Linked DNA regions of Homo sapiens: region 1 is linked to region 2. A link is a loop called in an ENCODE intact Hi-C map of the cell type or tissue named here. Cell type or tissue: Calu3. All regions are shown on one strand. Links, peaks and the distances in the headings refer to the core of each region. The heading gives the core; the rest is flanking DNA. Region 1 has its middle 22 kb from the start of TMEM229A. Region 2 holds the start of LOC105375483 (a long non-coding RNA gene).

Region 1 (16,861 bases), core at 4,546-12,545, 61 kb after region 2:
CTTTAACATTTATAAGGCACAAAGGCTAGGCAGAGAAAAACCTCCCTGTAATATCTGTCCTCCATCCACCCATATTCCTTCTGGGATAATATTATTAGTATAATATTAATTCCTTGGCTGTTCATGTAGAGATGTTCTATACAATATATGCTTGTATTTATTCCATATGCAAGTGAATAGAAGCCCCCTATACCATTTTTACGCCAATACTAATATGCTGTATACTTTATTCTGCACCTTATTTTTTTCACTTATTAATTTTGTGTAGAAATTATTTCAGATCTATACATAAATAACTCTTTATCAATTTTTTTTTGAAAAACTGCTTAATGGTACTACATTGAGGGAATCATTACTTATCTAACCAAGGTCCCTACTGATAGGCATTGAAATGGTTTTAAATCCTTTGTCATGGTAAAAAATGCTGCACTATAAAAGCCTTAAACATAAGTCATTACTCGTGTAGGAGTATATATGTTAAGGATAAATTTTAAGTGAGGCTGTTATGTTGTAGGGTGAAAGGATGTGTACATTTGTAGTTTTGATAGATATTGCCAAATTGTCCAAGAAACTGCATCAATTTGTGCTCCTATCAGCAATTAGGAAAAGGCCTATTTCCATACACCCTTGCCACAGACATCTTATTCTGCTTTTTGATATTTGCCAATCTAGTAGGGTGAAAATAGTATCAATTGTAGTTTTAATTTTCAATGATCTGATGGTATTATGAGTGCAGTGGGGCATTATAGAGAATTTCTTATAGTGAAGAACTATTTTTGCTTTCTGGACTATCTGTTTGAATCCCTTTCCATTGGGTTAATAGTCTTTTTAAAAATTTATTTGCAGTAGCTCCGATTTATTAGAGAAATGTTTTCTTCTTTTTTTTAAAATTATACTTTAAATTCTAGGGTACATGTGCACAACATGCAGGTTTGTTACATATGTATATATGTGCCATGTTGGTGTGCTGCACCCATTAACTATATACCTAATGTAAATGACGAGTTAATGAGAAATTTTTTCATTGTGTGAAGCACAAGAGTTCTTGAGTCTAAAGTGTTTTTTTTTTTTTTTTGTTTTTTTTTTTTTTTTTTTTTTTTTTTTTTTGAGATGGAGTCTTGCTCTGTTGTCCAGGTTGGAGTGCAGTAGTGCAATGACAGCTCACTGCAACTTCTGCCTCTTGGGCTCAAGCAATCCTCCCACCTCAGCCTACCAAGAAGCTGGGACCACAGGCATGCACCACCACACCCAGCTAGGTTTTCGTATTTTTTGTAGAGACGAGGCTGAGTCTAAATTTCATCTTCCCACACCTATATTAAACAAATAAACAAAATATAATTTATGATAGTGTCTCAGAACTTGCAGATCTTCTGCACTATTTATCTGTTTGCATATAATAATACGCCCTATTGTTTATTTCCCTGTAAGGTTTTTTATTCTCTGAAATTAGTTTACGGTGTTGATGAATTTCAACTTCCCTTTAATTTTCCTTATTTCTGGAACCTTCCAAAAGTCCACTGAAAATAATTTTACCTCTAAGAGGACTCCGTGCCAAAAGACATTTTCCTTTTCTGAAACAAAGAAGGTAATGTGAAAAACTCATTGTCAAGCCATATATACTGCTAAATTTGCAACCACAGACAGTATTTAGGTAAAAGATTGGGAGAAGAATCTTAAAGATTTCCGCTGTAAAGTGGGAATAATTTAGTGTTGATGTTACAGGTAGATAGGCATGACCCAGACAGGAGAGGGCTCTCCCCCAACCCACCGGGAATGTCTGGTGATGGTTCGGCAACAGAGAGACCATTTCCTGATGGTCCACACCTGTTAACATCAACACCTTAATTGAATACAGACCCCAGGGAGAAGCAACTTTGTGGGGATGCACTTTAAGAGACAAAAATGGCAAAGTATGACATCCAGGTACACGCCACTGGAAAAGGGAAGAAAGCCTCAGATGGGCTTGCATTTAACTTCCTAAACGTACTGCTTGGCATGCCCAGGTCCAAAGGGTAAGGAAAGCACTGCGCATGCGGGAAGCCCACCCTGGGGGAAGAATCATGGGAAAGAGGAGAGCGTATGAAAGTCCTAGGATCAAGGCTAAAGACCCCTCTTTTAGCTCTTTTTCTCTGTTGGAACTTCAGGCATCTGGTTGGGTTTCTTCCAAGTGAATTTTCCTTTCTTTCCTGTTCTAAAGACTTTTTAACAAACTTCCACTCCTGCTCTGAAATTTGCCTTGGTCTCTTTTTCTGCTTTATGCCCCTCAGTCGAGTTCTTTCTTCTGAGGAGGCAAGGACTGAAGTTGCTATGGACCCATACGGATTCGCCGCTGGTAACTCAGGGTAACTTGGATCTCTGCCACCAGTAACATTGGGATATTAAGACTATAAAGAAAGGCGTAAGGATTCAGGGTTATATTTGGCCTTCAAAAGAGAATATCCAGAAATAAATTAAATTCTCTTAAACCACCTTTAGGATTTCACAATAACATGGATCTCTCTTTTGAATCTAAGCATTTTGGATGCCCGTTTTTTTTTTTTGGCTGTCTGTAATAGCAAGCTGTTTTGCCTCAGCTCCTTCCTTTTCAGACCTAACCCATAGTAATCGTCTTGCTCTGAATTTACCTCTCTAGGATGGTGTTTCCCTTCCTGTTTGCTGATCCACTGGGGCTGTCCCAGAAAGAGAACTACAACGCTACTCTTTCCCATGCCTTGCTTGTCCACAGGTAAATTTTCCTGGATTATGGCTAGCCAAAAACAAATTCTGAAAATATAAAGAATAGATTGTAATTGACAAACCCTTTGTTTTCAGGTTATTCATGTCAGGTTTCAGCAATAACACAAAGCTCTCTTTGTCCTTGAAAAACAGAAAGAACCTCTTAACTTATCAAGTATTTAAATCTTCTCAAATATGGTGGGGAGTCTAATGCATGAATCCTGGCCTGGTACATGGAAAGTGCTGTGAAAAAACTCATTCTCAAGCCCCATATGCTGCTAAATTTGCAACCACAAATAGTTCTTAGGTAAAAGATTGAGAGGCATTAAAGAATCTGCAAAGATTTACAGTGGGAATAATTCAGGGGTTTGGGATGTTAAGACTGAAAGAAAGGCATAAGGACTCAGGGTTATATTTAGCCTGCAAAAGGGAAGTTGCCAGAGAACTTTAATAATGTTTCTAGGTCATAAAATAAACATGAAAACGATTGTGCCTTATTGGCCTTTATCTGCGGATAAGGGAAAATGAGTACGTAAAACATGAGGAAGAATTTAGGGTGGAAACAAAATAACACTTTGATTGAATATGTTCCTCATTTAAAAATAAAAGTGCACTTTTTTCTACATGTATTATACTTCAATAAAAAGTTAAAAGACAAATTTTCATACGTGTGGGGTTGCTTTGGAATGGTCAGAGAGCTAGATAGTTTCCTAAAGTTTGGTGATCATGAGTGTGGCCTCCGCCCTCAGATTTTTTTGACTAAATGCTAGCCACACTGCTTTCTGTTTGTATGACCTTGGGCGAACCTCTATCCTAGCTTCTTCTTGCCTCGTTTCTAAAGTGAGATAATGAGAGTATTCATCAACTAGTATTGTTATGGGGATTAGATAACATATGTGTCATAGTTATAATTTGTTTTTCTTTTAAAAGGCAGAACATTCAAATATTAGTGGTCTGAAGAGACAAATTATTTTTCTCTCATGAATAATTTCTAGTACATGTCTTGGACTGGCATGGCGCCACTCAGTTTCTGGTATCCAGATTCTATCTCATCTGGATGCTTTATTGTATATGACTTACATTCCGAAGTATGTATATGCCTATTCTAGCTGTCTAGTCATTGTCTGCATTCTAGCCACCTGGAAGGATAAGAAGGTTCTTTCTTGAGAACAGTACCTGGAAATTGCACTTTCATCCCCAGCCCATTGGTCAGAACTTAGTGGCATGGTGGCACTTAGTCACTGGGGAGGCTGGAAAGCATTGTCTTGATTCCAAGTAAAATTATATCCAGCCACTAATCATGGGTTCTATTAGTATAGATGAAGGAGATTAGTATAGATAAATGTAGTTGTTGAGGGAGAACAGATATTTAGGAGTTAGCAACTTCTGCTATAATGCGCAAAATGCTTAGCACAGAATCTAGCAATAAACAAAAACCCATGACTATTGTCATTGCAAACTTAGATTCACAATCTAGTATCCCATCAGCTGTTTTCATCTCGTTGTTCCACAGGCACTGTCAACTCAACGTTTCTAAAAATGAAGTCATTATTTCACTCTGTATTCCCTCTCTTCCCCTGTTTACCTACTCAGAGGACATCCAAAAGCTTCAGCTTTTGTGTTCTTAGTCTTGGATAAAGGCTTCACCAGCCATCCCTCTTGGAGTTTTTTCTCTACTACCCCTTTAGCTTCACTCAATACATCTAATCAGTTTCAAAGATCAGTGGTTCTCTTTGGGAAATGTCCCTCAGACACGTCCTCTTTTCTCCACTCTCACTGTCCATTACCTTCACAACTCTTTAGAATGGTTCACAAGGCCCTTTATAGTCTGACTCCAATTTATTACTCATCTCAACACATCTCATACTCCAGCTACCCTGGGTGAAAAAGATGAGAAGCAAATATTTTATTTTATATTATTTAATTTAATTAATTAATTTGTTTGACAGGGTCTCACTCCAGTTGCCCAGGCTGTAGTGCAGTGCTGTGATCTCAGCTCACTTCAGCCTCAACCTCCCTAGCTCAGGTGATCCTTCCACCTCAGCCTCCCTAGTAGCTGGAACTCAGGCACATGCCACCACACCCAGCTAATATTTTTGTATTTTTAGTAGAGACTGGGTTTCGTCATGTTGCCTAGGCTGGTCACAAACTCCTGAATTCAAACAATCTGCTCACCTCATCCTCTCAAAATGCTGAGATTACAGCCATGAGCCACTGTGCCCCTCCTAGAAGCAAATATTTATATTTTGACTATTTTAGGCAAAGTTTGAACAAAATATTTACTTAATAAAAGATTTAATTTTTCACAAAGATTGAGATGAAAAATTCAAGTAAGCAACCAGTTTTATATTGCTATAGGCAATGCAACATCCAAAAACCTTTTCTGAATAGAGGACTTCTACATGTCTCCCAAAAAAATGAAAAATCTGCTAAGGAAATAAAGATAATCTACATTCTATTCACGTGGGTCATTTGTAATCCTCCCCTTAAAGCTAACAGACTCACATGAATGTGAGAACATTTGAGAGTTACTAGCTTCTTTTCCATATTTTCTCCCATACTCTGTTAAAGATTTGCAAATGACCCATACATGAATTACTCTCTTGTGATAAAAATAAACTTGCTTTCTAAGCAGTTAAGCCCTAGCTATTTGGTTGTTACAACCTTTTTTTTTCCATTTTTTTCTTGTATGGTATTTATCTGAGACTGTCGAAAGTTTTTTATCACTTTTCTTTCTTGTTGGTTAAATGTTGAGAATTTTTTCCTTTGCCACTGAAGAAAAATCAATCTGTAAATGAAAATAGATATGTAAGCCAAGTTATTAATGAACTTTGGCTAATTTTTATAGACCCACTCTAGTAAAACCTTTTACCTATTTCAACTTTAAGGTGTGGTTGAGTTAGAGTGATTCTGTTATATAATGATGGAATTTGACCTGATGTATTTCAGTTCAGAGTTACTCTATTTGCACTTCCAATCTCTTGATTTTATGTGTCACATAAAGCCTATATAAGTAAACATATATCTTTGTTGACTAAAAGAAAAAATGTTTCCCAATCTATAGTCTTATAAGCCACTAACAGGTATATATTTTTTATGCATAAAAGAAATGAAGGAATTTATCATTTCTATGCATATTTATTAAAATGTACTATGAAATTTAAGATATTAAGATAAATTTATTGAAAATGGAATACATTTTCAGATGCCTGGACCACCTTCTTTCTCTAGTCCCTACTGTATTTTAGATTATTCTTTTGCAAAATTTTTTGGGAGGATGAACTCTTCCTATTGTAATCACATGGTAGTAGAACTAACATTTTATTAGTTTCCTCTAGAACACAGTCTTACTTGATTCTTAGAATTATGCATAAGAATTATATTTTTTTCCTTAAACAAGTTTGCTTGCCTTTCTTGCATAGTATGTAGAAGGGAGAATTTGATTATAAACTTATCCAATTATCTTTTAAAATACAAGTAAGACTATTTCAGAGTTACAACATTTAATGGAAATACATCAGTAAGCTTTAAGGGCTATTTGCAGTTTGAGATAATTTTTAGAAGCCTCTTTCTCAACAGGAAACAAGTGGATCTTTTTGCAATAACTTTATCATTTAAATTATCAAAATGATTTCAAACCATATCTCTGTCAAAGATTTGTTAACTCATTTAAATGTCTGGATTGGCAGATCATGAAACAACAGTATAAATACTTTGTATTTGTATGTATATGTATATATATATATATATACACATACATGCATAGATACATGCATATATACACATGTGCATAGATACATGCACATATACGCATATGTATATATGTATATTTAATATGTATATTAAAACCAAATATGCATATTATTCAACAAATTGATATCCCCCTGAAATAACCTCCATTCTTTTTTTTTTTTTTTTTTGGAGACAGAGTTTTCACTCTTGTTGCTTGGCTGGAGTGCAGTGGCACGATCTCAGCTCACTGCAGCCTCCGCCTCCTGGGTTGAAGCAATACTCCTGCCTCAGCTCCCAAGTAGCTGGGATTACAGGCATGCACCACCATGCCTGGCTAATTTTTTTTTGTATTTTTAGTAGAGACGGAGTTTCACCATGTTGGCCAGGCTGGTCTCGAACTCCTGACCTCAGGTGATCCTCCCGCCTTAGCCTCCCAAAGCGCTGGGATTACAGGCATGAGCCACCGCGCCGTGCCTAACCTTCATGTTTATTATAAATGCAATACAATGAACCCAGGTCACTTTTTTTTTTCCCCGAGACGGGGTCTTGCTTTGTTGCCCAGGCTGGAGTGCAGTGGTGTGATCCTGGCTCACTGCAACCTCCACCCCCCGGATTCAAGTGATTGTCCTGTCTCAGTCTCAAGAGTAGCTGGGATTACAGGAGTGCACCACCACACCCGGCTAATTTTTTTATTTTTAGTAGAGACGGGTTTCACCATGTTGGCCAGGCTGGTCTGGAACTCCTAACCTCAGGTGATCCGCCCACCTTGGCCTCCCAAAATGCTGAGATCACAGGCGTGAGCCACTGCGCCTGGCCCTCAGATCCCTTTTAAACAGAAGACCACCAAATATGTGCAACTTGTTATTTCTGTAACTATCTCCTAAGCATTTTTTTCTGTTTTCTTTCAATCTAAGAAATGGAAATTCTGTTCTCCACCTCTCCCTTTTTAAAACCTAGAGTGATCTAAATCATGAAAGCTAATTGTTGAGGAAAAGATGTCTGCTTTTACTCCAGCATAAGAATCTCATGGGAAAATAAGTCATATGCAGATAAATTACAGTTGCCCAGATGAGTCCAGTGTTCACAAATTTACCTCTTTATTAAGCCCTTTCCATGGAAATTCTCTCCTTTTCTAGTGGGTTCTAGGTTTCAGTCCTCTAAATTTATATTAGAATGAGTTTTCCAGGAATTATCTGGCCACCTTAATAAAGATATGGTTTTTACCTTTCTGTTTTTCTTACCAGAACCCCTGGCACTCTCATCTTTCTGTAGGCAGGAAGTTTTAAGTTGTCTGCACTCTAAATATTAAATGTATAAACGGAAGAAAAGAGGAGGAAAAACATATTCACTTATAGGTGACGTGGTTGTCTACTTGGGAAACTCAATAGAATGAATTTCAAAATACTATCAGAACATAAGATAATTCATATGGTGTGCTGCTATAAAGAAATAAACTGATATGTTTACATGTCAGCAACAACCATTTAAAATGTAATTAAGAAGAATCTCATGGAAAACTGTATGAAAATATATATTGTAAAATAATCACAATTGACAAAAAATGTGAAGGCAACGCCCACAGTATTATAGTAAAACTACAAAAGTTAATTAAAAGACAAGGAGGAACATTTGAATAATCTGTGAATAAATGGTGAGTCATAACTGTTTATATATTGTTGATATTGTAATGCCAATGTGGTGATGTAGTTATGTTATTATCTCTAAATTAATCTTTATTTTTCTCCAAAACGTGACCAACTTATATTAAAATGTGAGATTTAGTGAACACAACAGAATAAAAATAAATAACTGACCAAATTGAATATTAAAATGTATTATAAAACTAAAGTATCTAAAGTTCCTACGAATAGACTGATCAGTGGAAAATTAACAAAGTTTAATAGTAGGCTTAAGAATATATACAAAATAATGTTTGCCTGAAAGGACCTAGAAGCAGTTACACTCCTCTAGCACACCTACCATTCATTCTCTATCAAAAGAACTAAGGATTCGGCCAGGTGTGGTGGCTCATGCCTGTCCCAGCACTTTGGAAGGCTGAGGCAGGCAGATGGCCTGAGGTCAGGAGTTCGAGATCAGCCTGGTCAACATGGTGAAACCCCGTCTCTACTAAAAATAAAAAAATTAGCTGGGTGCAGTGGCAGGTGCCTGTAATCCCAGCTACTTGGGAGGCTGAGGCAGAAGAATCGCTTGAACCTGGGAGGCAGAGATGGCAGTGAGCCGAGATCGTGCCATTGCACTCCAGCCTGGGTGACAAGAGCAAGTCTTCGTCTCAAACAAACAAAAAAACAAAAAAAATAAAGAGCTAAGGATTCTTGGAGAAACATCTGATCCTAGGAGAGCCTGGGACATCCCGCCCCAGAATGCATAAAATGTATTCAAAAGGAGCTGGCTTGATGTGGCTCCCACTGGCCACACTGGGAAAATTTATACATCAAAAAGAGTAATGGTAATGTATTATAACACAATGAGTAATAATAATAATGATTATAATCCATCGTGCTACTTAGAAGAAGAGAAAGGATTGGGGGAACTCTTCTTTGGAGAACAGTGCAAGCTAATATGTGTTAACATATAGATGTAATTAGAAAATGATCCTGTTGCAATACTCTGGATAATAATTGATTCAAACATGGATCATCAGTGGCTACTAAAACCGTCTGGTGAATGGTGTAATGAACAGAACATTCACATGGTCTTAAAAGTATCACAGCACAGATTACTTACGAAGGAAAGAATGTACCTTTAAGTGGAGCAATCTAGAGGTCACCACCATGCCACACACTCAAACTTAAGATCACCAATAGTGAACCTGCTGATGGGATGCAGTAAGAAACACATAGTATTATCCATGTGCTAATTTTATCAAAACATTTATGTTGAATCAAATCTAGAAGACAGTGGCCTGAAATTAAAAAAAAAAAAAACTCAGGGTAATTAAAAACAAGGCGGGGGGAATGTTCTAAATCAAAAGAATTTAAATGGACATGTCAAATAAATGCAATATATGAACATTTACTATAAAAACATCTTTTAAAGGCATTTTGGAGACCATTGAAAAAATTTGAATATGGATGCATACTAGATGATACTATTTATTTATTGTTATGTTTTCTTAGGTATGATAACAGCAATGTGGTTACATTAGAGAATGTTTTTAATTTTGAAAATTCATGCTTAAGTATTTAGGAGTGGGGAGAGAAGAGAGATCAAGAGAGCAAGGAGAAAATGTTAACCAGTTAGTCTAGCAAAGGTTATTTGAGTACTTATTCTACTATTCCTTTAGGCTTTCTGTGGATTTTAAAATACTCAAAATGTTGGAAACATTTTAATGTTTAACAATTATTGCATTTCAAATAAGAAAAAGGACACATTAGTCAATTAATTGTATTTTGGCAGCTGGAAAATAAAGTTCTTATGTTCCTAATTGCTGTCTTACCCCAAATGATGGAATGTTGAATGACAATCTAATGAATGACTAAAGTTGACAGCACTGCCTTTGGAAGCTATTACTGCCAGAAAGGAGAAGTGATATTACAGGATTTGACGGGAAGGCAAAGGAAGGGAAGACAAGAAGAAGGAGAAGAAAGATTTTATAATCATCATAATAACAATAGTACATGGTCATGCATTGCTTAATGAGAGAGATACATTCTGAGAAACATGTTATAAGGTGATTTCATCATTGTGTGAACATCATAGCATGTACTTACACAAACTTTGATGGTATAGCCTACTACACACCTAGGCTGTATGGTATAGCCTATTGCTCCTAGGATACAGACCTGTACAGCAAGTTACTATGTTGAATACTGCAGGCAGTTGTAACACAATGGTATTTGCCTACCCAAACATATCTAAACACAGGAAAAGTATAGTAAAAATAAAGTATAAAAGATAAAAAACAGTACACTTAGCATGAATGGAACTTGCAGAACTTGAAGTTGCTCTGGGTGAGCCAATGAGTGAGTAGCAAATGAATGTGAAGGCCTACGACATTACTGTATACTATTCTAGACTTTATAACCAATGTATACTTAGGCTTACTACACTTACATAAAAAATTTATTTCTTCAGAAATAAATTAGTCTTAACTTACTGTAACGTTTTTATTTTATAAACTTAATTTTAAAAAACTTTTGACTCTTTCGTAATAATAGCCAAAAATACAAACACATTGTACAGTCATATAAAAGTATTTTCTTCCTTTATTCCTATTTTTTTCCTATTTTTAATTTCTTTTATTTAAAAAAAAATTTAAAAATGAAGACACGAACACATTTATTAGCCCAGACCTACACAGGGTCGGGATCATCACTATCATTGCCTTCCACCTCCACATCTTATCACACTGGTTACTCATAAAATATTATCAGCTGGAATTTTTATTATTATTTCCTAATTTGCAAATGCGGAAAGAGGGTCAGAATAGTTAGACATTTTCCTAACGTCTTGTCTTGGAGCAATAAATGTAGAGCTGGGATTTGAATCCAGGCCTGTGTATCTCCCAATGCTGAACCCTTTCTGCAAGATAAGACACTTGGAAATTAATGCTTGAATTTAGTTTGATGTTCCAGTGGCTGTATGTTTATGAGACTAAAAAATAAAATGCCAGTCAGTGTGGAAATTGGTATCTACTGAATTGAATGCTTTAAGTTATTTAGGTTTTCCCCACCTTCCCTGTCCCTGAAACAGGTACAACCAAAAGCTTCTTATTCTAATCAAACTAACACTAAATTATTTTTCTTCTGAATGATGACTATACCTTTCCCAGACAATAAAGTCTTTTATTTTCTGTAATTTCTCATTCTTTCTTTTTATACACTACAAGGTTGTTATTATTGAGAATTCAGGTCTATTAATAAAAACAGTTAAATTTATTCTGTACACATTATGTGTCAAAGTGTGCCAGATTATTGATGTATATAATTTCATTTAACACACATTAGCATCTAAATATTTAAACATTTAAACCACTATTTGATAGGACTAATCAACAATCCTGTCAAATAGTGGTTCTCAACAATTTTCCCCCCAGGGAACATTTGACAACGTCTGGAGAGAATTTTGTTTTTTACGGCCAGAGGATGTACTGGCATCTAGTGAGCAGAGATCAGAGATGCTGATAAATATACTACAATACACAGAACAGCTCCTTACAGCAAATAATTGTCTGATACAAAATGTTAACATCGCCAACGTTGAGAAACCTTGCTATAAAGTGTTACGGTCTCTGTGTTATAGATGAAGAGGGTTCAGGGAGGCTTAGTAACTTACCCAAGTTTATGTAGCCTGGGAATGACAGAACCAGGCTTGGAACCTAGGTATATCTTGATCAAAGTCCATGCTTTACCTCGTAGAGAGGCAAAGAGAATTTCAGTTTAGAGAAGGTGAAGATTAGTACATATATGCCAAAACCATATAATTATGTGAGAGGATAATTAAATGAAAACATATCATTGTCAAATGGATTGCTTAGCGAAAGCTTCCGAGATGCCTAAAGCTTTGATTTGAGATTTTGATTTTGATTTAGAGAAATAAAACTGTAGTGATGATAGAAAAAGTGGATTCATTTTTTTCTTTCATTTAATCACTTCATTTTTTTCTTTCTGAAAATGTTGTTACTGGATGTTAAAGCTTGGAAAAAAGACCTAGGCAATCAGATGAAATTATTCAGCCTTCTGGGAAAGAGGATCAACAAAGAATGTTTCATCGTGACTTCACTAAAAATAGACACATTATAATGGAACCAAATTGATACCAAGAAAGACTTAATATTATAGCGATAAACTGCCTGAAATGCTAAACAATCTTTTAAATGAGTTAATTGCAGTTTAGAACATATAAATAGAGCATTTGGCTTATTAAAAAACAAGGCAGGCTGCTTAATGGGCTTATTTTAAAGGAACCTTTTTGCATTTCTTTCTCTATTCAGCTAAATATAATATACTAGGGGATATATTTACAATCTTATATATATATCTCATGTAAGCAGTTTACAGAGACTGAACCTAAGTATTTTAGACTTTTATCAGTGAAGAGGAAATAATCTTTCTTCTGAACCATTTCCATCATATTTTCATATGGTATTTTCATAGTAGAAAGTGAACAATATGGCAATTAATATAAATGGAAAATGAAGGACACATCAGATCTTATTGGTATATTTTGGAACTTGGGAGACAGGTGGAATAGTGATATTTCTAACTGCAGGGTGGGGTGTAGCTTGGAGATGAGGTATTTCGACCAGGAAGACTTACTCCAAGTGTAATTTCCTGATCTACCTATACCAGTTTATGGGAACGTACCAAACATTGACACAGTACTTGAAAACTCACTGCAGAGCATTTACAAACATTATTATTTTTGTTGTTTGTTTCCTCTAAATTCTGAGCTTTGTGACGGCAAGATTTCTGTCTAATTTTTGCAGTATTAGGTGTTTCTTTAACGAATTCTTGGATGTACTGGAACATTCTTTTCAGTTCCAAGGAATTTATCTAGTTAAAAGAGATCTGTAGATAATACAAACAAACACCTAAATGGGAGAGGAGGTAGATGTGTAAGCAGTTTGTGTAGACAGAGAAACTGAAACCGAGAAAACAGAAGAGAATGGACATAGACTGAAATCAGAAGTGAAATAAGAAGCTAAAGATCATTACTAAGAAGCATTAGTGAACAGGCCATAAGAAAACAAAGGCCCTATTTGAATCTATTTTTGAATCAACCGAAGTCTGTAGAATAAAATATGAACAGGGATCTGAACACGTTCCTTTTCCTCTGCCTGGGTTATGCTGTTCTCACCTCCTCTAGCTGAGATGTATTTAAGAAAAAGTGAGCACTTTGTGGCTATGTTGATTCTTATGTATACTGTGCCTTTCCATTTTGAAGTGAGTGTATCTGGAATGTAAGTAGTTTGTTTTAGGACAGGTTTTGATAGCCTTCACTATTTGTAATATAATTTTTTAAACCTTTTTATTCATCAAGAAAGTATTGCTTAAATAGGCAATGGGCACCTTTCTGCTTATTGAATATATTTTAAACTTATTTCATAAATATTTGGTCATTTATTTATAGTATATTATTAGAATAACCCAGTACTTTAAAAAAAGGTATGAAGAGCTCAAAGAACTAAAATATTATAGTCTGTATTACATTATAGTCTGTCTTGCAAAATGAGGTCAGTGAGAAAATACGTACTTGGAACTTCTGAAAAATGTGAGCAGGGAGAAGTCATTGGAAGGTAAACTGTAATGAATGAATAATTGGAATATCTTCATCTGAGTCTGCTCAGTAAATCAGAGTTGCTTGAGAAATTGTTTTCATTGACCGATTGTTTTTTGGGTTTGGAGAGAACAAAATGTGTCCAGGTAAATATGGAAGCAGCAAAGGCCTCCAGTAAAAGATAGAGTCAGAGGATCAAACACATTGTTGTTGCTGAATTATGAATGGCACAAGGACCTGGTGACCGGTTAATTCCTTTGGTTGGATTTTGGTGTGACAGAGAGCCTTCTCTGCTCCATGATCACAGACCTGCCATTGGCTATTGTAGATATCAGAATTTGAAAAGCATTATTAATCTTGTCAAACCTTATATTGCTTAAGAAAAATTTTTGCTCTGGAATCATAAAGTGACTTGTCTAAGGCCATACAATTGATTGGTTGCCTAGAGCTACCTAAATTTTATATTTAGACGTCATGACTCCCAGTTTAGTTCTTTTGCTACTGCACTGTGCTGCCTCTTTTATGTGCCAAAGACTGACAAAGAGATGAATGGATGAATTCATTCTCACTCTCAGGGTTACAAATCAAAGTATCCGCAATTTGGTGGGCTACAGTATACTTATTTTTTAAAAAAACAAAAAACAAAAACCAAACCTTTCTGGGATTTTGAAGATAGAAGAGCAGTAAGATTTGAAATCCAATGAACCTTCTTGGTGACACTAAAGAACTATCCTGAAGTTACAGACTAACATGTACTAATAGCATAACAGAGTGTAGGTGATGTAATTTAAAGGATGGTATTTTTAAAATAGTGATTACAGCAAGGAATTTAATTATAAAGTTTACTGGTTTTCTTTTGTATGTGTGTGTGTTTCATAAATGTGAACAGAAAAGCAAAACCCTAACATATGACTCCACAAAGAATAGCTTCTGGAAATATTTTGAAATATTGAAGCATGAAGCCTTCTACTACTTGGAGTAGCTCATCTTAATCCTTAAATATACCCAGGTGTAACTTACCTGAGACTCGGAAAAGGGAATATCAGAAACATTAGGGGTAAAAGGAAAGACAAGCCAGTGTATTCATTCTGTTTACCCCAAAAAACAGGAAAAGCAAAGGTCTGTCTTGCTATCGTTTATTAAAGTTTTGGTTAGATTATAAAAAGGTGAAAGGAAAATAATTTTCTTTAGTCTAGGATGGGACAACACCAAAAGGAATTAATTCTTAAGTCTATGCAATAGTTTTCCTTTGCTGCTGTAGCAAATCACTAAAAGCTCAGTGACTTAACACAAGAATGTATCATCTTACAATTCTGTAGGATAGAAGTCTGATATGGGTCTCACTGGGCTAAAATCAAGGTGTAAATGGGACTGAATTTCTTTCTGGAGTCTCTAGAGGAGTGTCCACTTTGTTTCATTTTCCAGCTTCTAGAAGCTTCCCACATTTATTAGACATCTCCTTCCATCTCCAAAGTCAGCAACCCTGGATCCCTCTGACTCTTTGCCTCTGCCACCCTCTTCCACTTTTAAGGACATTGTGATTACATTAAATCCACCTGGATAAGCCAGGATACTCTCCCCACTTCAGAGTCCTTTACCTTAATTATATCTGCAAAGTTTCCTTTGCTACATAAGATAACATATTCATAGGATGTGGACAACATTAGGGTGCCACTATTCTGCCTACCATAGTCTTTCTAGTTAACATCACGAAATATCAAACAGAAAATTTTAACTATCTCTGGTAATACATTAAAATCACTTTGAATTAATATATGCACATGGCAAAGAAAAGTTAAATGGTACTGACATGTTTACCCTACACCTGATATCACTCTCCAGAAGTTGCCACTTTTACAAGTTCAGTTTTTAGGTATTCTGATGGTTAGTCCCGTATCTTCAAATAAATCATATACAATATTATTTCTTGACTTATCAACCCCAGATACTTTCTGGTGATGTCTTGGTATGAGTGATAACGACTTACAAGTCATCATTCCTCAAGTAACTTCCTAAGGAAGGGTGTGTGGGAGGTCAATTTGTCAGTGCTTGCAGATTGAAAAGTTCTGTACCATGCTGTCTTCCTTGATTAATGGTTTGGCTTATGCTATGGTTTGAGTGTGTCCCCCAAAGTTCATGTGTTGAAAACTTAATCCCTAATCTAACAATGTTGTGAGGTGGGAGCTGTAAGAGGTGATTAGGTCACTAAGGCTCTGCCCTCATGAATGGATTAACACCATTATTGTGGGAATGGTTATTTATCTTGGCTGCGAGTTCTTGATAAAAAGGGTAAGTCTGGCTTCCTTCCTTTCTTGCTCTCTTATGCCTGCTCTCTTGCCCTTCTGACTTCTCCCATGAGATGATGCAGCAAGAAGGCCCTCATCAGATGTAGCTCCTCCATCTTGGCCTTTCCATCCTCCAGAACTGTGAGCCCAATAAATTTCTTCTTCTTTTTTTTGTTTTTGACAGAGTTTCTCTCTGTTGCCCAGGCTGGAGTGCAGTGGCATGATCTCGGCTCATGCAACCTCTGCCTCCTGGGTTCAAGCAATTCTCCTGCCTCAGCCTCCCGAGTAGCTGGGATTACAGGTGGCCACCATCACGCCCAGCTAATTTCTTTTATTTTTTTTTTTGAGATGGAATCTCACTCTGTCGCCCAGGCTGGAGTGTAGTGGCACAATCTGGGCTCACTGCAAGCTCCACCTCTCGGGTTCACACCTTTCTCTTGCCTCAGCCTCCCAAGTAGCTGGGACTACAGTTGCCTGCCACCACGCCTGGCTAATTTTTTGTATTTTTAGTACAGTGGGGATTTCACCATGTTGACCAGGCTGGTCTTGAACTCCTGACCTCAGGTGATTCACCCGCCTCTGCCTCCCAATGTGCTGGGATTACAGGTGTGAGCCACTGCGCCCGGCCTAAACTTCTTTTATTTATAAATGATACAGTCTTAGGCATTTTGTTATAGCAGCAGAAAATGGACTAGACAGCTGGGTAGACAATTCTAAAGTGAATAAGCAGAATCTTGAAGGCACTGTTCTACTCTTTGGTGTTGCTAATAAAACAAACAAACAGACAAAAAAGAATGGGATGTTTCTGGATCTCATTCCTGGGTATGTAATCTGCTTTTTCCAGCCGTCTCTGGAACCTTTTAGTCTTTTAGCTCTTGGAGTTCTGAAGT
Region 2 (16,861 bases), core at 5,609-13,608:
ATTCTATTAATGCTGGCATAGATTCTTGGCAAAAAGTATAAAACAAGTATTAAGCAGATAGTTTGGTATTTTAAAAAAGAATAAGTTGATTACAAGAACCATAAGATAGACTTGATAACAGCTAAATTAACCAATTATTTGTTTTTATTTTGCAAGTAAAATCACTAGGTTATCCAGGGATGATATAAATATAGTGTATTTTAAGTGCTGCAAGGCATTTGACAAGCCTCCTGTGATATCCTTGAGTACCTGATGATGAAATATGTACTAGTTAATAGTAAGCAAATTCAAGTTTCAAGGCTGGGCAAATAAATAAAGCAAGGTTATATCCTTGGCCTTATCTATTAATAACACGTTTGTCCAACTTGAATATGGCCAAGGCTGGGAGGGCTCACTAGTACTAAAACAATTCAAACGGAGTTTGACTATATGATCTTGGCATGCCGGGATATTAGGGCAAAAACAAACCTTCTGTAATTGAAAACTGTGAAGTCTCATATTTAGTTTAAAAATATAATTCAAGGTTGGGTGCAGTGGCTCACGCCTGTTATCCCAGCACTTTGGGAGGCCAAGGCGGGCGGATCACGAGGTCAGGAGATCCAGACCTTCCTGGCTAACACGGTGAAACCCCGTCTCTACTAAAAATACAAAAAATTAGCCGGGCGTGGTGGCGGGCGCCTGTAGTCCCAGCTACTCCGGAGGCTGAGGCAGGAGAATGGCGTGAACCCGGGAGGCGGAGCTTGCAGTGAGCCGAGATCGCGCCACTGCACTCCAGCCTGGGCGACAAAGCGAGACTCCCTCTCAAAAAAAAAAAAAAAAATATATATACATATATATATATAAAAATATATATATATACATATATATATTTCGAAAAGTATGGTATATGTACAGTTAAGATATCTGAAAAAGTCTTGAGCATTTTAGTTGATTTAAAGTTTACTGTAATTATAAGGTGTAATGTGATTGTTGAAAAGCTAAAAGTATTAGCATGCTACAAGGAAACTTGCCAGCTCCCTTAATAGAATAATTTTCCAATTCTCCAGGCTTGGTCATGGACAGAGAGTCTCCAGATAGGGAGGGGCAGCTGGACCTCACAGCTCTTGTCTTACCTTTTAAGAAACTTCATGGGCACCAACAAATTGCACCCTGTATATTCTTATTCTGGCACAGCCATAATTTAAGCAGATTGGATAGTCTTATGACTATAATTTAACTAAAGCCTTCAGGAAAATGGAGAGAATTTCTATATAAGAAGCATCATATACAATTGGCTTCTGGGAATGGCTTTTCTTAATAACAGAACCCTAGCTGTCCTCTGGGTCCACTGTGGGTGTGACCCCTGCCCAGTGAGAGGGTTATATCTCCTTGTTAACTACCTGGTCTGCCTCCTTGTGCAGTGTCTATTTTCCCCATCACCCCAGAGCCCTCCAAACACTTCTGAAGACTCAGAGTAGAGTGAAGAACATGATTCTTTTTTTTTTTTTCTCATTGTAGACTCTCTTCCAAGTTATAATTCGATTCCCAGGATTTATCTTTTTCATGGATAACTGGCACTGGGAGTGACTACTTCATTACAGTGAGACCTCAATTTCTACTCATGTGGTTGGCATTACAATACACTGTGGCCTCATTAGGACAACTGTGTCATAATGCAATAGTCCAACATTAGTATGAGATACACACATGTGGGCAAAACAGGGATATCTTCTCCTTCAAACCATATTATTACCATATTATAATTTAATTACATTATATATCACATATAATATAATATCTCTCATTCTGTGGTATACAAATTTCATACTAAAATGTTATATTCAATTCTGCATATCAAAACTCAAGAGAAACTTTGACAAACTGCTGTGGTTCCCAAAGTACATCTTAAATGTGGTTCCCAATCTGGTTCCCAAAGAGCCAGATTGAAAAAATTAGAAAAGAGAGCGGCTGGTCACAGTGGCTCACGCCTGTAATTCCAGCACTTTGGGAGGCCGAGATGGGTGTATCACGAGGTCAGGAGTTCGAGACCAGCCTGGCCAGCATGGTGAAACCCTGTCTCTACTAAAAATACAAAAAATTAGTCAGGCATGGTGGCGCATGCCTGTAATCCCAGCTACTTGGGAGGCTGAGGCAGGAGAATTGCTTGAACCTGGCAGGCAGAGGTTGCAGTGAGCCAAGATCGTGCCACTGCACTCTAGCCTGGGTGACAGAGTGAGACTCTGTCTCAAAAAAAAAAAAAAAAATTAGAAAAAAGAAACTTGGGAAATAGTACAGGAATAGTACAAGAGATATGATAGCTCTCCTCAAATTCCATTTAGATGAGGAAGCACTTGATATTTGGACAATGTAACTGTTAAGGTTTTTTTTCAACTCATTGTCTACCGATTCTCTGACTTGTTATATTTTTTCTAGATGGAGGTACTAAGACCACTTGGTATAAATTACAGGGAAGCAGACTTTGACTCAATATGATTAAAACCAAAAGCCATCAAATACCTAGAACTACCCCTATAAAATAGACTCTATTATGATTTCAGTCCATTGTTTAAACTCTCTAAAAATTACCCTGGAATGAGTGCTGGTAGGTGAGTGGTTAATAGTACTGTATCTGCTTGGTTCAAACCTTCGCTCCACCACTGCGGAGTTGTGACCTTGGTTATGGTTTACAAACTGTGTTTCTCAGTTTCTTTAACTGTAAAACTAGATAACAATAAGGTTTTTAGGGACAAAATAACTTATAATTTAAAAATTCTTAGAACAATGAATGGTAAATACTAAACACTTAATAATTACTGAGTGTTGTTAGTTCTTTCCAAACACTAATGTTTTGCGATTCTAATCTTAGCTATTTTGCTAAGAATGCATCTGGCATTCTTCGTAGATAAGAAAGAGTCTATTAATACAAAACTCAGATAAGGGAAAGATTGAATTGTTGGGCTTCTCTGGTTGTGTGCTATGGCTTAAAATTTTATTTAGTAGAAATATGGAGTAGATATTAAAACACATAAGTTTATGCTGTTATAAAAACAATTTACCATTTGGTGCTTGTATATGACTAATTTAAATTTGATTTAACATTAGTTTAAAAATTAAGTATAAAAATAGTAGATACTGAAACAAATGTAAGCAGGGTGGAAGTACATAAGTAAATTAAAAAATTCTTTTGGACTACATTTTAAGCATATAAATAAACATATATAATTTTATTTAGTTCACCAAAAATAGAGTAATATTTACAAATTGCTTTGCAGTTTCCTTTGGTACACTGTTACATTTTAAAGGAAAAATTCCTTTGAGGACGCAGATTTTTAAAAATTCTGTAAAGATTCTTGATATGCTTATATCATGTAAAGTTGTAGGGACTGTTTGCTTCAATGGAGCCTTGCTCCTTGGGGTCCATGGCTTCAGTCCAATCATGCCTACATATCACAGATCAATTCAACTTAAAAAAAAATAAGTTACCCGCAGTCTTTCTAGAACAATTGTTTATAACACTTCTCCAGGAATGTATTTATTTATTTATTTCATTATGAATAATTTATTTATTAACAATTCTTTATTGACCGTTTAGGTTGTTCCTTTTTTTTTTTTTGAGACAGGGTCTCACTGTGTCACCCAGGCTGGAATGCAATGGCATGGTCTCAGCTCACTGCAGCCTCCATCTTTTGGTTCAAGCAATTCTCATGCCTCAGCCTCCTGAGTAGCTGGGATTACAGGCACGTGCCACCACGTCCTCTAAGTTTTGTATTTTTGGAGAGACAGGTTTTTGCCATGTTGCCCAGGCTTTTCTCAAACTCATGGCCTCAAGGGATCTGCTCACCTTGGCCTCCCAAAGTGCTGGGATTACAAGTGTGAGCCACCACAACTGGCCTTGTTTCATTTTTTATAGTTAAAAACAACACTTCATAGAGTGTTTAAAAAGTCAGAAACATAGGACTAATTTATTTTCAAACAATGTATTAGTAACATTTTGATACGATATGCTCAATATATTTTCCTTCAACTTCCACATACCATCTCAGGTAAGTGTCTCTAAAGCAATAAATCCAATAGTTAATCTAAAGTATGATATTAAAAATACACCATATTCTCTGTGTTTCCAGACTTTTTTTGGACAAGATTTGGGGTATTTTTACAATTACTTATTATTTCCTTGAATAGGCAGATATTTAAGCATTTAGAAATTGGGAAAAAAATTCAGTGGAAAATAAATGCGTGGCTTCCAGATCTTATGCCCTACATAGAAAGTAATACTTGGAAAGTGATACATTAGCTCAGAGCCATGATCAACCTTTTCCTGTGTAGTTTCTGGCTTTGGTGTTATGTTTATTTATTTATTTTTTAGAATTAGCCATTTTTTATATATTTTTTATTTTTCCATAAGTTATTGGGGTACAGGTGATATTTGGTTACATGAGTAAGTTCTTTAGTGATTATTTGTGAGATTTTGGTGCATCCATCACCTGAGCAGTATAGAATGCACAATATTTGTAGTCTTATCCCTCACCCCCACTGCCATTCTTCCCTCCAAGTCTGCAAAGTCCATTGTATCATTCTTATGCCTTTGCGTCCTCATAGCTTAGCTCCCACATATCAGTGAGAACATATGATGTTTGGTTTTCCATTCCTGAGTTACTTCACTTAGAATAATAGTCTCTAATCTCATCCAGGTCATCACAAATGCTGTTAATTCATTCCTTTTTATGGCTGAGTAGTATTCCATCATGTATATATACCACAGTTTCTTTATCCACTCATTTGTTAATGGGCTTTTGGGTTGGTTCCACAATTTTGCAATTGTGAATTGTGCTGCTATAAACATGTGTGTGGAAGTATCTTTTTTGAATAATGACTTCTTTTCCTCTGGATAGATACCCAGTAGTGGGATTGCTGGATCAAATGGTAGTTCTACTTTTAGTTCTTTAAGGAATCTCCACACTGTTTTCCATAGTGGCTGTACTAGTTTACATTCCCACCAGCAGTGTAGAAGTGTTTCCTGATGACTGCATCCATGCCAACATATACTATTTTTTGATTTTTTGATTATGGCCATTCTTGCAGGAGTCAGGTGGTATCACATTGTGGTTTTGATTTGCATTTCCCTGATCATTAGTGATGTTGATTATTTTTTCATATGTTTGTCGGCCACTTGTATATCTTCTTTTGAGAATTGTCTGTTCATGCCCTTAGCCCACTTTTCAATGGGATTGTTTGTTTTTTTCTTCCCGATTTGTTTGAGTTAAACCATCCCTGCATCCCTGGTATGAAACCCACTTGATGATGGTGGATTATCTTTTTGATATGTTGTTGGATTCGGTCAGCTAGTATTTTGTTAAGGATTTTAGCATCTATGTTCATCAAGGATCTCAGTCTGTAGTTTTCTTTTTTGGTTGTCTCCTTTCCTGGTTTTGGTATTAGGGTGATGCTGGCTTCATAGAATGAATTAGGGAGGATTCCTTCTTTCTCTGTCTTGTGGAATAGCGTCAAAAGGATTGGTACCAATTCTTCTTTGAATGTCTGGTAGAATTCTGCTGTGAATCCGTCTGGTCCTGGACTTTTTTTTTGTTGGTAATTTTTAAATTACCGTTTCAATCTTGCTGCTTGTTTTTGGTCTGTTCAGGGTATCTAATTCTTCCTGATTTAAGCTAGGAGGGTTGTATTTTTCCAGGAATTTATCCATCTCATCTAGATTTTCTAGTTTATGTCACTGAAGGTGTTCATAGTAGCCTTAAATGATCTTTTGCATTTCAGTGGTGTCAGTTGTAACATCTCCTGTTTCGTTTCTTAGTGAGGTTATTTGGATTTTCTCTCTTCTTTTCTTGGTTAATCTTGCTAATGGTCTCCGCATGCAGCTCTGTCTGGAGCTTCAATCCAGTTCTGCCTCCCATCTGCCATGATCCCGAAATTGAAGTAGCATAAACACTTTTTATTTTAAGAATTGTGTATATATTTTAAATTATTAAATTTATATTATAACTAGGTCTCATGAAATGTAGGATATTGACCAAGAAAGAAAGGAATCCTGACATCTGGAAAGTGATATCTGGAAATGTTTGGAAGATTTGGAGAAAGCTAAACCTTAAAACTTAGAATCACTCACTTTTACTCCATGTCTTGAGGAAGTAATCCCTGCCTCTGACTTTCCTGAAAACAGTTGAACATTTCTCTTTAAGAAAGTGCTGCTTTTAATCAGTTATCAGAATGCAAATTTATAAGTTCTGAGGGATAACATGCAGATTTATATTATGAAAACAAAATGTTACAACCAGAATTGGCTAATTGATATATATATATATATATATATATATATATATTTTAAAATTTCAGTATTGCATTTACTTATTCACTGTAATAAATATTTATTAGTGGCTATGATGGCAAGGTATTGTGTTAGTTTCTGATCCTTAGACTTCAAGGAGAAAATGATATAGCAAGGCAGTCAGAAAATAATTCAATAATTTTCCAGCCAATATAAAACGGCATTTGTGACAAGTGCTTCCAAGGACTGGCCTGCTGATCCATGAGCAGCTATAATAGGAGGTTTGACTTATTGGGGGAAGGTTTCCCTGATGGGTTACAGTTAAAGTCGTCTCTTGATATTCATAAATGATCAGTTCCAAGACTCCCAAGGACACCAAAATCTGTGGATGCTCAAGTCCCGTATATAAAATGGCATAATATTTGTATGTAAGCAACGCACACCCCCTCGTATACTTTAAAACATCTCTAGATTACTTAAAATACCAATACAATGCCTACACATCACTTCATTCCTGTGTATTCGATGTAGTACTTGGTGTGCAGCACATTCAAGTTTTGCTTATGGAACTTTGTGGGATTTTGTTTTCCAAATATTTTTGATCTGTGGTTACTTGAATCTGTGGATCCAGAATTCAGAGATAAAGGGTCAAGTGTAATCAGGTTAAAAGGCAGGCCGGGCACAATGGCTCAGGCCGGTAATCCCAGCACTTTGGGAGGCCGAGGTGGGCAGATCATGAGGTCAGGAGATCGAGACCATCCTGGCTAACACGGTGACACCCCATCTCTACTAAAAGTACAAAAAATTATCAGGGCTTGGTGGCAGGCGCCTGTAATCCCAGCTACTCAGGAGGCTGAGGCAGGAGAATGGTGTGAACCTGGGAGGCGGAGCTTGCAGTGAGCGGAGATCCTGTCTCTGCACTCCAGCCTGGGTGACAGAGCGAGACTTCATCTCAAAAAAAAGAAAAAAAAAAAAGGCAAAGACAGCATTCCAGATAGGCAGGATAGCGTGTACGCACGTGCTATGGTGGTGTTACTGGAAAGGGGTCCTGATTCAGACTCCAAGAGATGGTTCCTGAACCTCGCACAAGAAAGATTTCGGGGCAAGTTGATAAAGTAAAGTAAAAGCAAGTTTATTAGAGAAATAAAGAAACAAAAGAATGGTTACTCCATAGGCAAATCAGTGGTATGGGCTGCTTGACTGAGTACACTGTGAAAGGAAAATACATCTTGGGGCCCCCAAATCACTAAGCTAAAGGGAAAAGTCAAGCTGGGAACTGCATAGGATAAACCTGACTCCCATTCTGTTCAAAGTCATCCCTCGGCTCACTGAGATAAATGCATATCTGATTGTCTCTTTTGGAGAGGCTAATCAGAAACTCAAAAAGAACGCAACCATTTGTCTCTTAACTACCTGTGACTTGGAAGGCCTCTTCCAGCTTCGAGTTGTCCCACATTTCTGGACCAAACCAGTGTTCATCTTACATATGTTGATTGATGTCTCATGTCTCCCTAAAATGTATAAAACCAAGTTGTGCTTTGGCCACCTTGGGCACCTGTCGTCAGGAACTCTAGAGGCTGTCACCGGCCTGCCTTCTCAACCTTAGCAAAACAAACCTCTAAATTAACTGAGACCTGTCTCAGGTATTCAAGGTTCACAACACTTATAGTTATTCCTTGGTTATATGCTAAAAAAGGGGTGGATTATTCATGAGTTTTCCAAGAAAGGGAAGAGGATTTCCTGGAACTGAGGGTTCCTTCTCCTTTTAGATTATATAGAGTAATTTCCGGACTTAGCTATGGCCTTTATAAACTGTCGTGGTGCTGGTGGGAGTATTTTTGAGAAGGCTAATGCATTATAATTAGCATATAATGAGTAGTGAGGATGACCAGCAGTCACTTGCATAGGCATCTTGGTTTTGATGAATTTTGGCTAGCTTCTTTACATCATCCTGTTTTATCAGCAGGATCTTTGTGACCTGTATCTTGTGCCAACCTCCTATCTCATCCTGTGACTAAGAATGCTTAACCTCCTGGGAGGGCAGCTCAGGAGGTGTCAGCCTCATTTTACCCAGCCCTATTCAAGATGGAGTCACTCTGGTTCCAATGCTTCTGACAGCAGTAGAGATAACACAGATAGGAGGGATTTAAAGAACGTCACCGTAGCTAAGATACAGAGAACAGCATAGGGGTTAAGCAAGGTCCAATATGGGACTAGCTTTGTTAAGCAGCTTTGCTTGAAGTGATAAATCTTATTTCTTCTTCAAAAATTCTTTTGAGGAATTTTGTTTAATACCTAACAGAAAAATCAATAATTAAAAAATTATGGTAGATATCTTCAAGTCAACTTTATATTAAAAAGTGTTCCTTCTTTGAAAGGAAACACCCTTTTCAACACCCTTGGCTTTTTAAAATTTCATTTTTATACTTATCAGAGTTTTAAGAGTCAGATAGATAGTTCTAGAAGACTGAAAATACGGTAACTTGCTAGACTTCTCAACTGCTGCCTCCTAATTCCCACTTTCAGAGTCAATCATTTTAAATTATTTCAGAAGTTTCTTCAGGTATTTACCTCTGTTTTTCTATTATAATATGCTTATAGTGCTATTTCTTATTTTTTCATTTTAGAAACCATTCATTTTCTAGTATTTTGTATACCATAAAAGATGAGGATTTAGCTCTCTCATATGCTGTGTATCATCTCTATACTTTCCTACTCCCATCCTCCCAATATGGTTCTATCATATTATAATATAAGCACTTAATATTCTTCTGTAATATTGTTCTATAATAATTATATTATATAAGTATATTAATATTATATTATAAAATTATTCTATAATTATATTGTAAGCATTAATATCTTCAAATTTTAATTAGCATTTTAATTGTGTGGTTTCTTTTTATGCAGTTTTTAAACCTATCTTTTTATTAAAAGTAAACTAGCTTATGTTTTATATTAATAATTATATTTTTTATTTTAAAATGCATTTAAAAATAGAGTGAACTTAAATTTTGTAATAAATAAGATTACATATGTTCGTAGATTTGGCAAAAACCATGAAAGTGTTATGGATATAATGCAAGTCTAAGAAACAGTATGTCCGGCCAGTGTTTGGCAAATTATGGACCTTGGGCCAAATCCAACTGGCTCCTGCTTTTGAAGTAACATATTATTGTAACATCCATTCAAACTATTTTCTGTGACTACTTTCTCCTACAATGGCAGAGTGAAGTAGTTGAGACAGAGTCTGTATGGCTCCCAGAGCCTAAAATATTTACCATTTGGCCCTTTACAGAAAGTTTGCTGATCTCTCTCCCAGGCTATACTATGAAAGCATTTAAAAAAAACCTTAATCATCAGTATAATCATGACTCTATAAGGCAAAGATATATTTAACAAATTTGTCCTACATTGTCCCTTTTCTACATTCAAGATGGTTTAGTGCCTTTCTACAGATCTGGAGCATTCCAGGACACCTAAGGCTGGAGGCCATGTGACAACACTGGGCTATTATGAGAGTTTCTTTGTTTACTGTTTGACAGGACAGATTCTGTCTTCTCAAATTCTGTTTGATCAGAAATGCTGTAGCATAATAAAGGGAGCAGATGAATGACTGAAGCCCTACAGCTCCACTAAAGATTAGAGTAAAATCTGCACTTCAAAAGATCCTGGTAAAGCAGGGAAGGTCCTTAGCTTTCCATTTTAAGTGGGAATGAGACAAGGGGATGGGGATGAAAGAACTGGGAGCCATCATTGCCAGATGCATGTTTGCAGAGCAGTGTGGGGATCACCTCATCTGTCCTTCAAGGTTCTGCAATGCTCTGCCTTCATTTTCCTTCTCAAGTTAACAGATATATTCTGACTCTGTCTTTCATGCTCAGTATTCTTGCAAGAGAACAGAGCTCCTGATCACCTGTGTGCGTCCTTTGAGTGGATGGCAGCTGCATCTCTGCATTACAGCTAGTTAGAATGATGAGTCCTTGCTATGCCTCAAGCACTGTTTCGAGTGTTTGATGTCTATTATCTCACTTCATCCTCACCAGGACCCCATCCGAGGTAAGTTCTATTATTGCTATTTTACAAAAGAGGACACTAACACACAGAGAGATTTAGTAACTTGCCCCAAATCACATAGTTGTTACTTGGCAGAGTAAAGATTTGAATCCAGGATTTCACTCCATAACCTGTTTTAAAATTATTATATGAATTTACCTCTTTTCCAATCTGGATGCCCTGATGAAAGGAGAGTGTAAAGCCACACTCCGGTGCTTAGGGGATGGAATCTCCCTTGAAAGGGATAAACATGGTTAATGTTAATCCCTAAAGAGAACAGGGTTTACGCAGGAAACTGGGACTAGAAAGACTGGCCTTGGTCAGGCTGGAGAAGGAATTTCTGGCCCCCACACTTGGCCTTTTCCTCTCTAGGCTAGCCTTTTAGGGAAGCAAAGATTTAGACTTTAGTTCTTGAATGTGGGCTACCAGTCAGCCCCTTTACATGGAAATAAAGCCTTGAGCTCAAAGAGCATGTGGTATCCTGTATTTCAAATTAAATAGTTTCAAGTTACTTCGTGGATTAATTTCCCTTTTGTTACTCCCTGGCAAAGTCTTATTTAAATATCCTGGCCTCATTTCACTTGTGTTAAGGGGTATCAAAGGGAAGAGACGATGGTGCATACTGAACCAGAATATCTAAAGGGAGAACTATATGCCCTGACTCTGAAACTAACATGTGGATGGCAACAGTGAGCAGAGAACTCTAAGGGGAAATGGGACTTTCCAGACATAAGTTGAAGTTACAAGCCAGAAACTCCTCCCACAGAAAAGCCCAATCGCTAGCATTAGATGATGAAATTGTGAGATGCAAAATGCAATAATGATGATAATGATGATGTTGTTCCCATTTGGGGACATGTTCACTATCTCCTAGAGAAACAAATATGAATCTATCCATCAAATAGTCACACACAATATATGTTAACCACAATACAATGCGGTGTTTCATAATATCAGTATAAACAAAGAGGGTAGGGGAGGGGTGCTGTGAGTTATGCCATAGTGGGGAGGGGCAGGCAAGCTGGATGAAGTGGGATAAAAGTTGCCGAAGTGGCTACCTTGTCCGGGGTATGTACCCTGGGATTCATTGTCGTGTGCTAGGAAACTTCAGGACACGGACACACATGAGGAGTTTAGGGGCAGAGGTTTAATAGGTAGAAGAAAAGAGAAAGAGAAATAGTTCTCTCTATAGAGGAAGGGGTCTCCGAGTGGAAAGGTCCGGCCGGTGGCAAATGCACCGAATTTTATAGCCCACTTTGAAGAGGCGGTGTCTGATTTATGTAGGGCTCACAGATTGGTTCTATCAGGTATGACATTTACACAGTGCTCAGGGAAGGCTGGTTGCCCCACCCTAATCTTATTATGCAAATGGGCTTTCCAGTTGATCGGTGCCATCTTGTCTGCTTTGTATGGTACAAGTGGCTGGCAGGGAAGAAACGGGGAGCCGCCATCTTGGAAAGTCTAGTCCATAGTTCCTCTCGGCATTTGTCCCTGAAAGCTCCCAGCTTGTAGGCTGCTCTTTGTTAGAAAATGATTTGGGGCTGCTTTTCATTAAAAAGAAAAGCCTTACCGAGGACCCCCATACACTTGCTTCTGCCTAAGTGATTTCTTCTTAACTCCTATATCATTACTTTGCACAGAGACAACAGAAGACATACAGCCCAGACTGATCTTGTAGGACTTGGTAAGAAATTTTTAAGTGAACAAAAAAAAAAAAAAAAAAAAAAGAAGGCGTTATTGCCAAAGTTTTAGTAAAGGAGTAATATGTGTGCTTTAAAAAGAAAAAAAGGGGGCCGGGCGCGGTGGCTCACGCCTGTAATCCCAGCACTTTGGGAGGCCGAGGCTGGTGGATCATGAGGTCAGGAGATCGAGACCATCCTGGCTAACAAGGTGAAACCCCGTCTCTACTAAAAATACAAAAAATTAGCCGGGCGCGGTGGCGGGCGCCTGTAGTCCCAGCTACTCGGGAGGCTGAGGCAGGAGAATGGCGTGAACCCGGGAAGCGGAGCTTGCAGTGAGCCGAGATTGCGCCACTGCAGTCCGCAGTCTGGCCTGGGCGACAGAGCGAGACTCCGTCTCAAAAAAAAAAAAAAAAAAAAAAAAAAAAAAAAGAAAAAAAAAACCTGGAAGATCTTCTAGGACACATTGGAAAGAAAGTTGCAGTCAAGTACAAACTGTTGCAAATCTGCAAAAAGGAGGAACAGGAGAGCACAGTGCTGAGTGCCGCTGCTGGCCCTGTTGCAGGGTCAGGGAAGATGAGACTGATTGACCACTGATTTGGCAACTGGAGGTCACTTGTGGCAGTGAAAAGAAAAATTTCCTTGAGTGGTAGAGACAAAACTTTTCTTCAAGAGAAAAAGAACAATGAGGAAGTAAAGACTGCATATGTGGGAATCTTTTTCAGAGAGTTTTGCTATGAAGGCTAGCAGAGAAACAAAAGCTGTAGGAGATTTGTGAAGGCAGGGAAGTTTTGTTTTGTGTGTGTGTGTGTGTGTGTGTGTGTGTGTGTGTGTTTTAGAAGGGAGGGAGCTATTAAAGTACATTTGTTGGCTGATAAGAATGATCCAATGGAGAAGGAAATTTGATGATGCAGGCAGTAGTGAGATTAATGTAGGTACAAAATCCTTTAGTATGTAAGAAGTGATTGGATGCAGTGTGCAAGGAGAGGTTGGGCTTATATTGGAACCCTGATGTTTACTCTTTAAATAGGAGAAAAGCCAGAATACATGAATTTGTATTCATGATGCAGTGAGGTTGAAAGTTTGGTGGTAGGTAGATGAGACGTCTTCTACTGTCATTCTTCTATTTACTATAAGCATCTAATTGCTTCTATTTTCTCAGTTCATAAGAAGTAGGTCTTCATTTGATGTGAGAAGGGGCTAGCAGTATCAGAAATCTGAGGGAAAAAGAGAAACTGTGAAATAGTAAGAGAACTACTTGACTAGGGAAAATTATTTGTATTGCCTGTCAGCGTTGAGGCCCAGTCTGGTTTTAAACTTAATATAAGGCCTCTGAGCTCCATTCTATCTCTCATTAGCTGCTCGAATGAAGGCATGAAATAAGCAGACAGTGGATTTCTCCACGTTTGAAATTTTGGAAATGATGTATAACAAGAGGGAGAGACAAGTAAGAGTGGTGAGGGAATGCATACAAGGCACTAATTATGATGATGGATCGTGTCATCCAAGCTGAGTAGAATGGAGTGAGGACAAGAATTAGGTTGGAGGAGTGAGGTGCAAAAATAAGAGGTGATACCTCTCATGCTCACATGTATCAGGACCAGTCACCTAATTTGTGGGGCTTAGTGCAAAAGAAAAATTTAGGGCCACTCATTCAAACATTATTAGGAATTTCAAGAGCTGGGCATGTTGGAGTATGCCTGTGATCTCAGTTACTTAGGAGGCTGAGGCAGAAGGATTACTTGAGGCCAGGAGTTTGAGTCTGTAGTGTGTTGTGATTATGCTTATGAATAGCCATTGCATTCTAGGTGGAGCAACATAGTGAGACCCCATCTCTAAAAAGAAAAAGAAATGAAATAAAATAATTTCAAGACAGTAACAACTGAGCATTAAATGAAGCATAGAGACTGTGTAAACATGGGACTGTGATTGCTGCAGAGGCCATAGACCCATGTAGCTGGCCCCACATATGAGCATATCCATATATAAAAGTCTGTTTTTGAAGACCCATTTTTATTTTTTAGGCCCCAATAATAAATGATCAATTATTAGTAGTTAAAGAAAAAAAGAAGAAAAGAGGTGGTAACTAGAGAGAGGGGATGATGAAAATTAGTTTGGGAGAGACTAGCTGGTCTAAGATGTAATCATGTTAGCAAGAGGACAGGATTACTGACATTAAAAGGCCAAAAGACAGAGAGGTGAGGATCTTGGTTGTATTAGTTACGGGGCTGTTATAACCACTAGGATTTGCGACTTGAGTAGCATTGACGGTGGTGATGGGGAGCCTGGCAAGACAGCAGATGTCTACAGCAAGAGGAGGGAATGGGAAGCTGCTCTGATGGCGTAATCATCAAGGTTGCTGATAAAATGGGTAAGAAAAAGAAACAAAGGTTTGGAAATATGAACAAAGGGCTGGGAGGTTATTACCACACTTTCAGCCAAGAGGCACATGAAATGCCGCAGAAAAACTGCCACATCCTGAGATGGCTGCAGGGGAGGCTGTGTTTTTAGAGGAAAGTCAAGTTCAGTGGAGCAAGAAGGGGCATAGAATATTCAAAGAAGAGTTTGAGAATCTGTGAAGTTTTACTGATGACAAATTATGGCTTCCAAAGGGTACAGTGAAAGGGCTTGGGAGGTTAGGGATGGGTAGAAGGTGAAGTCAGACTAGCTTTATGAGGATAAGAATCCAGGAGATAAGGGAAGACCTAGAAACTTGGATTTCTTGTGAGTCACCAAGGAATATAGGAATCTAGGGGACAGTAAGATTTATCCTGATGGTTTCTTAGGTGTAGGTGATAATCAGGTATAAATTTTTAACTAAGTCTCCAAAAGCAACTGCAACAGAACCACAAATGAACAAATGGGACCTAATTACACTAAAGAGCTTCTGCACAGCAAAACAAACTATTAACAGAGGAAACAGACAACCTATAGAATGGTAGAAAATATTTGTAAACCATGCACCTTAAAAAGGTCTGATATGCAGAATCTATAAGGAAATTAAATCAACAAGCAAAAAACAAACACATTAAAAAATGGGCAAAGGACATGTACAGGCAGTTCTCAAAAGAACACATGCGACTGGCCAACAAACATACGAAAAAATTCGCATCAACACTAATCATCAAAGAATTGCAAATCCAAACCACAATGAGACATCATCACACACCAGGCAGAATGACTATTATTAAAAAGTAAAAAATAAAACCAGATGTTGGTGAAGCTGTGGAGAAAAGGGAATGCTTATACTCTCTTGGTGAGAATATAAACTAGCTACTGTGGAAAACAGTTTGGAGATTTCTCAAAGAACTAAAAACAGAGCTACTATTCAACCCAGCAATTCCATTATTGGATATATATCCAAAGGAAAATAAATAATTCTACCAAATAAACATGCACTCATGTGCTTATTACCATGCTATTCACAATAGTGAAAACATAAAATCAACCTGGGTTCCCATACTTGGTGTATTGGATAAAGAAAATGTGGTACATATACACCATGAAATATGATGCAGCCATAAAAAGAATGCTATCGTGTCCTTTGCAGTAACATGGATGCAGCTGGGGCCATAATCCTAAGTGAATTAATGCAGGAATGGAAAGCCAAATACTGTATGCTCTCACTTGTAAGTGGGAGCTAAATATTGAGCACACATGGACATAAATGTGGGAACGATGAGCATTGTGGACTACTAGAGAAGGGAGGGAGAGGGGCGTGGGTTGAAAAACTACCTGATTGGTACAATATTAGTCAGTTTTTGCACTGCTATAAAGAAATACCTGAGAATGCATAATATATAAAGAAAAGAGGTTTAATTGGCTCATGGTTACCCAGACTGTACTGGAAACATGACTGGGGAGGCCTCAGATAATTTACAATCATGACAGAAGGTGATGGGGAAGCAGGCACATTTTACATGGCCAGGGCAGAAAGAAGAGAGGGAGAGAGGAGGTGCTACACACTTTTAACAACCAAATCTTGTGATCACTTACTGTCATGAGAATAGCACCAAAGAGGAAATCCATCCCCATGATTCAGTCACCTCCCACCAGGACCCACCTCCAATACTGGGGATTACAATTCGACATGAGATTTAGGTGGGGATAGAAATCCAAACCATGTCATTCCACCTCTGGCCCCTCCCGAATCTCATTTCCTTCTCACATTGCAAAATGCAGTCATTCCTTCTCAACAGTCCCTCAAAGTCTGAACTAATTTTAGCATTAACTCAAAATTCTACAATCAAAATTCTCATCTGAGAAAAGGAAAGTCCCTTCCACCTATGAGCATGTAAAATAAAAAACAAGTTAGTTACTTGCAAGATACAATGGAGGTACAGGCATTGAGTAAAGACTCTCATTCCAAAAGAGAGAAATCAGTCCAAACAAAGGGGTTGTAGTCCCCATGAAGGTCTGAAAGCCAGCAGTGCAGTCATTAAATTTTAAATCTCCAAAATAATCTCTTTTGACTCTGTGTCTCACATCCAGGGCATACCGGTGCAAGGGATGAGCTCCCAATGCCTTGGGAAGCTCTCTCCCTGAAGTTTTTCAGGGTACAGCTTCCACAGCTGCTCTCAAGTGCTAGTGCCTGTGGCTTTTCCAGGTTCATGGTACAGGCTGTCAGTGTATCTACCATTCTGGGGTCTGGAGGACTGTGGCCTTCTCACAGCTCCACTAGGCAGTGCTTCAGTGGGGACTCTGTGTGAGGGCTCCAAACCCACATTTCACCTTCATACTCCTGTAGTAGAGGTTCTCCATGAGGGCTCTGCCTCTGTAGCAGGCTTCTACCTGGACATCCAGGCTTTCACATACATCTTCTAGGGTTTTTATAGTTTGGGGTTTTACTTTTGGGTCTTTAATCTAT

Evidence for each region. A loop is a pair of places that touch in the nucleus more often than their neighbours do. Peaks named below come from ENCODE experiments on the same cell type or tissue, not always from the same donor. Only the 100,000 strongest peaks of a DNase experiment are listed, where the experiment ranks them.
Region 1: it touches region 2 in a loop (2.8-fold over the local background); 2 of 110 quality-filtered maps call a loop at or near these places.

The regions. Positions count from the first base shown.
Region 1 is chr7:124,046,500-124,063,360 of GRCh38, forward strand. No RefSeq gene overlaps it. Among named protein-coding and RNA genes, the nearest start is that of TMEM229A, 22 kb to the left of the region's middle. RefSeq lists an enhancer at 12,970-13,029. In Calu3, for the core only: no CTCF peak of the experiment used is centred there; no DNase peak of the experiment used is centred there.
Region 2 is chr7:123,984,785-124,001,645 of GRCh38, forward strand. It overlaps LOC105375483 (a long non-coding RNA gene), which reads left to right and starts at 9,838. Exons shown (of 5, transcript NR_133947.1): 1 at 9,838-9,933; 2 at 10,144-10,318; 3 at 14,239-14,365. RefSeq lists an enhancer at 9,393-10,271. In Calu3, for the core only: no CTCF peak of the experiment used is centred there; no DNase peak of the experiment used is centred there.